Regions from separate parts of the Mus musculus genome. Here regions 1, 2 and 4 are each linked to region 3. A link is a loop called in an ENCODE intact Hi-C map of the cell type or tissue named here. Cell type or tissue: left cerebral cortex. All regions are shown on one strand. Region 1 overlaps Fam114a1 (family with sequence similarity 114, member A1). Region 2 overlaps Wdr19 (WD repeat domain 19). Region 3 overlaps Gm31889 (a long non-coding RNA gene). Region 4 overlaps Wdr19 (WD repeat domain 19).

Region 1 (2,500 bases), 110 kb after region 3:
TCCCAGAGCTCTGACTCAGGGTCTCACACAAACTAGGCAGATGCTTTGTGACAGAGCCACACTCCAGCCTCAGTAAATGATGTGGTCATTTGGGTGGTGGTGATGGTAGTGTTAGGAGTGGAACTTGGGCCTTACTCAAACCAGGAGAATGCTGTACCACTAAGTCACAGGACCAACCTAAAAAGTATTTTCTATTTGATATTAGGTGGGATACTAGACATTTAGATGTCTTCTCTATTTAAGGAACTTTGAACTTGATGGAATCCCCTGCATAGTTAAATATTCTTAGGATCACACAATGGATGCCGTTGTTCAAAGGACCAATTGTGTTTTATTTTTTGTTTAAATTTTATTTATTATATGTAGATGGGTGTTTTGTCTATATGTATGTCTATGCAACACATGCATGCCTAGTGCACACAGATTTCAGAAGAGGCCGTTCGATCCCCTGGGACTGCAGTTATAGATGGTTGCCAGTCGCCATGTGAATGCTGGGAATTAAACCTAGGTCCTCTGAAAAAGCAGCCAGTGCTCTTAACTGCTGAGGCATCTCTCTAGCCCCTCTAATTATGATTTAGATGTCCTCGATCAATCCAAGTCTGATTTGCCCCAACTATACAAGGTCATTCTTCTGATTTTATGGGAAGGAGAGAAAAACAACAACATAGTGAGTTCTCATAGGATGCCTTCTGCTTTCTGAGTTAGGCCCCGAAGGTCTGTGTTAAAGGAGGTGAGAGCTATCTAGGTGAAAGGTGAGAAACAAAGCTTTCCAGCAGCATTTAATAATGTGAGAAGCAAGTTGATGCACTCTGCTTATTTCGTCTTGTGTGTGTGTGTGTGTGTGTGTGTGTGTGTGTGTGTGTGTGTGTGTGTGTTTGCGCGAATGTAGAGGTCAGAGGACTCGAAGGTTATTTCCTTCTGCCTTTATGTTGATTCCAAGAGTTGAACTCATGTCATTAGACCTACATGGAAGTACCTTTACCCCCTGAGCCATCTCATGGGACTTATGCGACTATTTTATAGGCTTCTAAGTGTGTCACCTAATGACCAGTTAGTGGAGACAATACTTAGGATATATAATTCATGGTTGATATTTATTTAGTTTATATTTTTTGTTAAATGTGTACATCTAGCCACTTGAGGACTTTCTATTAATTATAGATATTCCTTGTAACTAGCCAGAAGTTCCAGCTCAATGTCAAGGACTTTATTAATAAAGCACAACTGAAGTAGTCGCTTATTACACAGCATTTGACTTTCTGTTTTATTCACTAGCCAATTACCAGCTGTCAGGGCACAGTCAATATTGTAGATCTGAGTCAGAAGCCATCACCCCTGAGTGCATTGTTCTTTCTAATCACAGGCAGTGATCGGCCCAGTGAAAGAATTACATTAGTCATCAACTCACACCCGTCCTCCTGGTGGTACAAAGTTGCTACTGGATTCCATTGCCGAATGGGATGAATCAATGCAGACACCACAAACGAGTGCAGACAGTCACGAGTCATGGGCGTTCCGCTCATGTTGACAAGTCCCTCTCTGTTTCCAGACAGAAGGAAAAGCTGACAGCCAGCTTGCAAAGCTCCCTTCTTCACAGCCTTAAAGCTGGTGTTTCATAACATTTATGCAGCGTTTAGATGACAAATTCATAGGAAATAATTTTTTAATCATCTCAAGACCTGCAGGGTTATTGGTGCTGAGAGTTCTTTTATGTATGTCAAACATTCATTGCATATACTCAAGGTACAATTTACAAAAGTTTACAATATCATTGAGCGCATTTCCCCAGTCCCTGGGAGCTCGCCTCTGTCTTGTCTTGCATTTTGTAACAAATGAATGGGGGCTTAGAAAAGCTTCAGTAACTCATTACACAGAGTGGCAGAACCTCGACTCAATTCTGCGCAATTCAATTCTGTGACCTTTTCCACTGGTCGCATCTCTCTGCTGAATAGATGATATTTGATATTTACTGGGTAAATAGGAATGCAGTGAGATACAAATAACTAAAATCCACATTCAGTGGTTTGCAGAACAGCGATATATTTTTCTCCCATAATACAAAAGATGGGGACGAGTAGCTCCCGGTGTTGGCTCAGTGCTCCATCAGCATCAGGACCAGGGATGCTTTGACCTTTCCCTGAGGCAGAAAATTTCCCTGCTTCACTGCCAAGCATCGTTTCCACACTCAGAACAGGAGGAAGAATTGGCGACGGCTGTAACTGAAAATTCATCACAAAATCAAAGGCTTTTATATACATTTATGTACATCTTTGTGAATAACTGAGCAGTATACCACCCTTATCTGCAAGGGAGACAGTAGGGGAAAGGGCACTGGGGATGACTGATGGCCAGCCTTGGAGTTACAGAATCTACAGGTTATATAGGCCTCTTCCTCTCCTCCCTCCCTCCCTTCCTATAAAAAAGCTCTCTTACTTTGCCTATATACTTACTGTGGGTCTATATATTCTTCCTTTGCTTTCTATGATCTGTTTGTGAATAG
Region 2 (2,500 bases), 370 kb after region 3:
GGACTGCAAATCCAGCAAAATGAAGGCAGAAGTAGAAAGAAGTTCAGAACGAGGTGGTGGGGAAAGCTGATTCTGGAAGGATCGAGCCATGCACAGCTGGGCCAGACTCTTCCATGATGAGCCAGCCTGTCACTCCCCTCCATGCCTGAGCACCCTGTGGCTTCACCTTTAGGCCAGTCTCTCACACAGAAGGGAGCACTGCCAGAACTTTCTAAAATCTGTGACCGTGGTATCCAAACCACTTAACCCTTGGACTGGGCATGTGGCTCACACTTTTAATCCTAGCACTTGGGAGGCAGACGGGGGTGGAACTCTGAATCCCAGGAGAGACTGATCTACATAGTGAGTTCCAGGACAGCTAAGGCTACCTAGAGAGACTGTGACTCAAAAAACCAAAACAAGGCAGGATGGTGGTGGTGCACACCTTTAATCCCAGGGCTCAGGAGGCAGAAGCAGGCAGATCTCTGAGTTTGAGGCCAGCCTGGTGTACAGAGGAAATTTTAGGACAGCCAGGGCTACACAGAGAGAGAAACCTTGCCTTGAAAAAAGACAGAACAAAACAAAAAAAGATGATGACAACAAACAAAACTGTTTAACCCTGTCAGGGCTGAAGAGATTAATGTAACCCTGTCACAGTATCTTTGTGGCTTTGGTCTGGGCATCTACCTCCCCCCCCACACACACACACACACTGCATCCTATCCCACCTTCTTGTTTCCCAAGCCCCATTCATAACTGCCTTGCTTTAGGCCCTCCCGCCATAGGCTCAACTCACTTCCTTTCACAAGCCCTCCTCTCCTCCCTCTTAGACCTTGACTCACTCAGCACTCGGGCTCACTACAACTTAGACAATTTGTTAGCCCCATAAAGGCCAGTTTACCTGTTTCTACATAAAAGATGGACCAAGGATCTGAATTTACCTTGGGTGGCCCAAGACAGAATACAATACATAGCTGTGGTGCCAGGTTCAAGCTGTTGAAGGTCACAGGACAGGGCCATGGTGCCGGGGACAAGCTATTGAAGGGAAAATTAGGAGGCAGCATCCCAGTACCAGGAGCCAGGCCAGGCTTGAGAATCTCGGCTTAGCCATGTTTTGGGCCACAAGCAAGAAGTTGTTTGAGGAAGCAAACATGCATTGGAGCTAATATAAGGCTGCAAAAATGAAAGACATAATTTATTTCAGATTCATGTTAAGAGTGGAGACCATATGAAGGGAGCGCGCATGCTCATTCGGGTGGCCAACAATATCAGCAAGTTCCCATCACGTAAGTACTGTCTCCACAGAGCTCTGTGCACACCTCAGGCCTCAGACAGGTGCTGAGGTGTGCACTTCCCCAACCAGGCATGTTCACAGTTCCCTGTGTGGTGACATCATGTATCCACATGATTCCAGGTAGTAGGCTGAAGTTCCTAAGACCACCCCAAAATTTGACACTTGTCCCAGAACCACAATATGGCTGAGCACGTTAGTGCGGTAGCTAAGGTCTAAGCCAGCAGAACAAGGTGCCTGGGGCAAAGCCTAAAGAAAACCAAGTGCAGGCACAAGCCTTTCAGAGTCCCCTCTGGGGACAATCACACAGAACCTGAGTCATACCTCCCCCAGAGCAAGTTGGGACACTAAGTCTGAAGTGTACACCAGGAGTGCATTACATTCACAGCCGAGGGCTTTCACTGGCAGCTGGTCACCACGGAACCTCCTGCCTGACATGTTCTCACTGCCAGAAAGAGAGGAGCCAGCACGTGTATACATAGGTGCCTCAAGACCCCCACCAGCCCTGGAAACGGGGACCTGCCCCAAAGCTGAGGCCCCAGAGGCAGGCTCACAGCCCAGTGTCTACAGTCCCTCTATTGGTAGCTGGCTCTGGACTTGTGCGTACATGTAGCTCCTGTTTTCATTTGATAGTAAGTAAGCCAGAGCAAAGGGAGTAAGTGCCCAAGACCACATTAGTATCTTATGTTTCCAAGCCTAGCAGGACATGGCTTCAGGGAAAGGTCCCTTTCTCCTGGATGGACTGTCACTAAACATTCTTAAATGAACAGACTTCATCGCACAGTGTGACAGGTGTCAACAAACTTGCTGTAAAGAATTAGATGTTAAACATCTAAGCCATTTGATCTGTCACAACTATTTAACTGCCATTTGGTGTGAATAAGATGTAAGTGAACACGTGGGGCTGGGTTCTAACAGAACTTTAATTTCTGGACGCAGATATCTGAACAGCACTTAACATATCACAAAGTATCTTGGTATTTCCTTCGACCATTTAAAACTGTAAAAACCATTCTTAGTTCATAGGTCATACAAAAGTCTAGAGGGTCAGAGTTCACCTCCCTGACGTCTTTGCTTTTGAGATAGCTCATGTAGCCCAGACTACCATGCACTCAGCTGCTGTCCGCTCTTGCTGTCTTGCAGACATCGTGCCTATCCTGACGTCTACTGTGATTGAGTGTCATAGGGCAGGCCTGAAAAACTCTGCCTTCAGCTTTGCAGCTATGCTGA
Region 3 (2,500 bases):
GTGTCAGATTTTGTCAGATGTGGTGTCTCACATCTGTAACCCTGCTATACAGGAGGTTGAGGCAAGACAGGATAGCCTGGGCTACAGAGTAAGAGTTCATTTTAGGAAAAAAAAATAATTCTGGAGCATTTCAGACTTCAGGTTTTCAAATGATAGATGCTCAGCCTGATATAGATAAAGGCTATTGTCAGGTGAGCTCCTGCAGATTAGAGTTAAAAGACCACCTGCTTCATCCTACTTGTCTATTTGTTGGGACAGAGTCTCACTGTGTAGCCCTGGCTGGCCTCAAACTCACAGAGATCCTCCAGCCTGTTTCTTGCTGTTTTGGTTTTGAAGAAAGGGTCTTTCTATGTAGATCGTGACCATCCTTCTGCCCCAGCTTCCCAAGTGATGGGACTACAGGTGAGTACCACCGTGCTGGGCTGACTCGCTGAACTGTGAAGGCCAAATAGGTAAATCCACCAGCAGTTTAGACAGCACACGATACATAGCTGGTGCCCAGTAAAAGCCAGCTCTAATAATGAAGCAGTCCTTGGCTGGAGAGATGGCTCAGCGGTTAATAGCATTGACTGCTCTTCCACAGGTCCTGAGTTCAAATCCCAGTAACCACATGGTGGCTCACAACCACCAATAATGAAAACTAATGCCCCTTTCTGGCGTTTCTACAGCATTCACACACACACAAAATAAATAAATAAATATTTAAAAAATGAAAGCAGTCCTCACCCTTAAAGAGGGATCACTGTCTAGATAATCTCTGTTTGTTTTGTTTTGTTTTCTGGTTTTTTCAAAACAGGGTTTCTCTTAGTAGCCCTGGCTGTCCTGGAACTCATTCAGTAGACCCAGTGATCTTTTAACCCTCTAGGATAATTTAGTTTTAGAAACATGAAGGTGTAAGTGGGACGAAATTCCTGAATGTGTGCTACCACTTCTGATGAAGAAAACCCCTAGATCCACCGGCAGCTCTTCTGAATTAGGGGAGAGGGCACCGTTGGGAGAAGAACTGTGTATTTTCAATGGACACTGTGTGGAAAGAGACCGCAATGGCAGACCTCTGACTACTGCTCATTTTTTTCCTTTTGACCTTTACTGAGTTGTTCTGGTAGCTCATCCTCTTCAACGAACAAGTGTAACTACTGATGTGACCACAAGATGGCACTGTAATCCAAAATTTCACAGAGGAAACCCCCCCCCCCCCCCCCCGAAAAAAAACCCTAGGTTCTTTTAAAGCTTTCTTTCCCCCAGGGTTCCTGGAACTGTTGTGTACTGGCAAGTAGAGCAATCTTGCTGAAAGGAAAGCTCTGGTTCTGTAGGTCTGGGTTGAGCCTGAAATGCTGTGTTTCTAACAGGCTCTCAGATTAGCATCTTTTATTAACTCCATCCCTGGTTCTAGGCCAGTTTAGTTTTAATTTCTCTACTGTTACACCTGATCGGAAAGGAGGGAAAACTAAATTGATGGGGAAAGGACTATGCTCTCTGTCTTTAAGAGGCAATGGGGGGGGGGGGGGAGGAGGAGGAAGAGGGAGAGATAAGGAAACCTGGGCGGTCCAATCCCCAAGACCTGTTGCAGCACACACTGCGCCCCACTGCCACCCCAGCACTGACCAGCTGAGCAGGTGCTCTGGTCAGGGTGAGCTGTGCAGAGCGCAGGGTCCTTCTTAGACCTTTCTGGCACAAAGGATTTATTTGAGAATTCAGTACAGGGTTTACAGTAAACAATGCCAGGTTTTTCAGCTAGCACTCCTAAATTCTCCTGTCAAAAGCTAAGCTAGAGATGCCAGCAGAGTCCATACTGGAAAGAGCTAGCCACAGACCGTATGACTGAATGTTAGAGCAGGAAGAGCCGCTTTGCTGATGGCATTATTCTTACATGCACAATCGTTCTATTTTAATACATGAACTTCTGCTTTCCCAAGTGAGAAGGGCTCTCAGGGAATAGCACGTGAAGTGAAACCACTTCTTGTCCACTAGGGCCCTTTGACTCCAGGCAGGCCCTTGCTTCTTGGCAGACACAGGAGTGTGTAGGAGGGAGAGGAGGTTGTTATCAATGGTTCCTGCTATTCTTCTCTGGCAGACTCTGACTTTCTATTTTCTAGATTTGGTTTTTCTCTCCCACCCCCTCCCTCTCCCTCCCCTTCCCCTTCTCCTCCCCCTCTCCCCCTCCCCTCCCCCTTCCTGCCTCTCCCCCTCCCCCTCTCACTCCCCCCCTCCCCCTTCCTTCTCTCCCCCCTCCCCCTCCCCTTCCCCTCCCCCTCCCTCAACTTCCTGTGTAGCTGAGGATGCCCCTGAACTTCTGATACTCCTGACTCTCCTCTCCTAAGTCCTGGAATTATAGTCGTGTGCCACCGTGCTTGGTCGTGTGCTGCTGGCGATAAAACACAGCCCTTCTCAAATCCTAGACAGTCTAGCCCCTGGGTTCCATGCCCAGCTCCCATATCATTTCTTCCCATTTTGTTTCCTTAACATAGTTTAAAACAAAGTTATATGAATAGCTGGCTCT
Region 4 (2,500 bases), 330 kb after region 3:
AAGGAGTGTGCAAACACATTCCAAAACCAGTTCTCCGTTTTGAAGAAACTGAGGTCTCAAGACTGTCACCTTATAAATTTGAAGTTCTATAACAAAGTCTACATTCATTATTATTGTTGTTGTTGTTGTTATTTTGAGTCTACCTGCTGCCAAGATGATATTCTGCCTCCAGTTTTTCTTTTAATTAATTAATTTATTTATATTATATGTAAATTTCCCCTTCTATGCATGGTCTTGCCAGCATGTATGACTGTAAACCACATGTATTCCTGTACCTTCAGAGGCCAGAAGTGGGTATTAGCTCTCCAGCAACTGGTGTTACCATGGGGGCAGTGCTGGTAATCAAACATGGGTCCAGATAGTGTTCTTAGCTTCTGGGCCATCTCTCTGACACCTCCAAAATTCTTTTTAGCATGTAGCCTTCATCTAAAAACCATAAGCTGTGCGAGTTTTTGGTTTATTTTTTGTTTTGTTTTGTTTTTTTCTTGAGACAGAGTCTTACTGTGTAGCCATGGCTGGCCTCGGACTCCCAGAGACCTGCCTGCCTCTGCCTCCCGAGTGCTGATATTACAGCTAAAAGCTCATGAGCTATAATGTCGCACTTCAGCTTCTAAGCAGAAGTTAAAGTTATACATGAAGTATTTCTTAGAGGATTCTTAAGGGGTTTATGTTGTGAACTGTTCTGTAACATATCTCTTAATGTTACAGGGATCAAATGTCTTTCCTTCTTTGGTCAAAAATTGGAAGTTTCCTGGCTGTTGGGACCATTAAAGGAAATTTGCTCATTTATAATCATCAGACATCTCGAAAGATTCCTGTTCTTGGTAGGTTCTACCTGGAAACACTGCTACACGTTGGCAATGCTGTTCTGAGAGTTGGTTCCATTGTCTGGGATTTCCCTGAGATGGCACAGAAAAATGTTTCCCTGGTCCATCTTAGATACCTGTCCAAGAGGATCCCTCTCCTGCTTGCTAAGATTTCCTGAGTTAAGGTCAGCCTGTGTCTTTGGCCATCAGGACATTAATGGTACCCATTTCCCCTCTCACACCCAGGTTGTATCTCTAGACATAGAATAGCTCATATGTGTATCAACACCTGTTGACCCCACATGTTAGTTAATTTTAGTCAGTGTGGCTGTATTCTACCATATACTAATTTTAATCCACATAGTGAGTTAACCAAAGTGTTCAGTGCCTGCTTACATGGGGAATATCCATCTTGAGTGCAGACTTTGGAATGTGAGTAGTTTGCCCGTGTGACCTTGCATGGAGTGCTCTGATTCCTTCCCCCTCTGTTCACTTGGCCTTGGCCCCTTGAATACCCAGGAAGATTGACCCTCTTCACTGTAGCATCATTCTGATGAGCGGTAGAGTGAGCAGGGCTAACTGCACGCAGGCGGCCAGAAAAGCATCCCCTCCACTAAGGGAGTCAGCAAACGCTGGAGATAGCGACACCTACAGGACACTTGAGGAAGTGCTTCCCATTAAGAGCATAGCGTCATTTTAAATTATTTTCACATGTCTCTCTTTAGTATTAATTTTAATTTTTAGTGATGAGAGATAAATAGAAGCATCATTAATCTATTAGACCAAACTAAAATTTTCTCCCAGTTAAAAAATCAGCCTTTTCCACACAAATTGTATGACCCCTGTAGGCATTCTGATTCCCACTTTATCTCTGAAAATGTCTTCCAGTACATTTATAAGCCCCAGAGATTTGGACACTGGATGTGTATGGAAATAGTATGTCAGAGCATGATCATTCTCATATCAGGCTGTCATATGAACACAATGTTGTGTGTAATCTGTATTTAATATGAATATGATTCTGCCACATTTTTTTTTTCAAGACAAGGTTTCTCTCTTTGCCCTGGCTGTCCTAAAACTCTCTGTAGACCAGGCTAGCCTCGAACTCAGAGAGATTTGCCTGTCCCTGCCTCCCTAATGCTGGGATTAAAGGTGTGTGCCACCATAGTCCAGCACCATATTTTTACTTAATAATCATATGAAAACATACCTGAAAAGACTAGAATTAATTGCCATGTCAGGACCATTAGATGAGTATATTGTTGCCTCTCTCATGCTTGTTTGGGATTCGTGGCTCAGCTCTGTTTCCTTTTGACTGTTTAAAAAAGATTTGTCTTTATTATTTTAAACTATGTTTAGGTTTTGCTACACATGAGTGCAGATGCTGTAATGGCCAGAGGCGTTGAATCCACTGGAGCTGAGATTACAGATGGTTTTAAACCACCTGCTCTGGGTGCTGGGAACTGAGGTTGGGTCCTCTGGGGAAAGAGCAAATGCTCGTAACCCCTGGGCTCTCTCTCCAGCTCCTCTTCTTAACCTTTCTTAAGATCAGGTCATCCCACCTTGGGGTGCTCGATCCACCAGCACTGGATAGTAACCAAATATGCATTTCATGCTGTACTGATCTGTGCCTTTGAGCTCAACAAGATACTGGCATTTCTTGCTATGCAGTGTTCTGATATGTACACATGTTA

Evidence for each region. Hi-C counts contacts between places; a loop is a spot of excess contacts. Peaks named below come from ENCODE experiments on the same cell type or tissue, not always from the same donor. Only the 100,000 strongest peaks of a DNase experiment are listed, where the experiment ranks them.
Region 1: it touches region 3 in a loop (3-fold over the local background); 4 of 42 quality-filtered maps call a loop at or near these places.
Region 2: a loop joins it to region 3, with 4 times the contacts of the local background. A loop is called at or near these places in 15 of 42 quality-filtered maps.
Region 4: a loop joins it to region 3, with 3 times the contacts of the local background. A loop is called at or near these places in 14 of 42 quality-filtered maps.

The regions. Positions count from the first base shown.
Region 1 is chr5:64,991,316-64,993,815 of GRCm38, forward strand. The region is part of intron 2 of Fam114a1 (family with sequence similarity 114, member A1); the gene reads left to right. It overlaps Gm32374 (a long non-coding RNA gene), which reads right to left. Exons shown (of 3, transcript XR_003955930.1): 3 at 1,076-2,219. Among named protein-coding and RNA genes, the nearest start is that of Mir574, 22 kb to the left of the region's middle. In left cerebral cortex, a CTCF peak has its summit at 1,419; a DNase peak (open chromatin) is centred at 1,470.
Region 2 is chr5:65,253,868-65,256,367 of GRCm38, forward strand. Wdr19 (WD repeat domain 19) reads left to right here. Exons shown (of 37, transcript NM_153391.2): 32 at 1,184-1,265; 33 at 2,414-2,500. Among named protein-coding and RNA genes, the nearest start is that of Wdr19, 55 kb to the left of the region's middle. In left cerebral cortex, no CTCF peak of the experiment used is centred here; no DNase peak of the experiment used is centred here.
Region 3 is chr5:64,882,507-64,885,006 of GRCm38, forward strand. All of the region lies in intron 3 of Gm31889 (a long non-coding RNA gene), which reads left to right. Among named protein-coding and RNA genes, the nearest start is that of Gm31889, 4.2 kb to the left of the region's middle. In left cerebral cortex, CTCF peaks have their summits at 1,127 (motif pointing right) and 1,964; DNase peaks (open chromatin) are centred at 1,145 and 1,914; H3K27ac peaks cover 363 bases.
Region 4 is chr5:65,212,107-65,214,606 of GRCm38, forward strand. Wdr19 (WD repeat domain 19) reads left to right here. Exons shown (of 37, transcript NM_153391.2): 5 at 709-824. Among named protein-coding and RNA genes, the nearest start is that of Wdr19, 14 kb to the left of the region's middle. In left cerebral cortex, a CTCF peak has its summit at 1,467 (motif pointing left); a DNase peak (open chromatin) is centred at 1,424.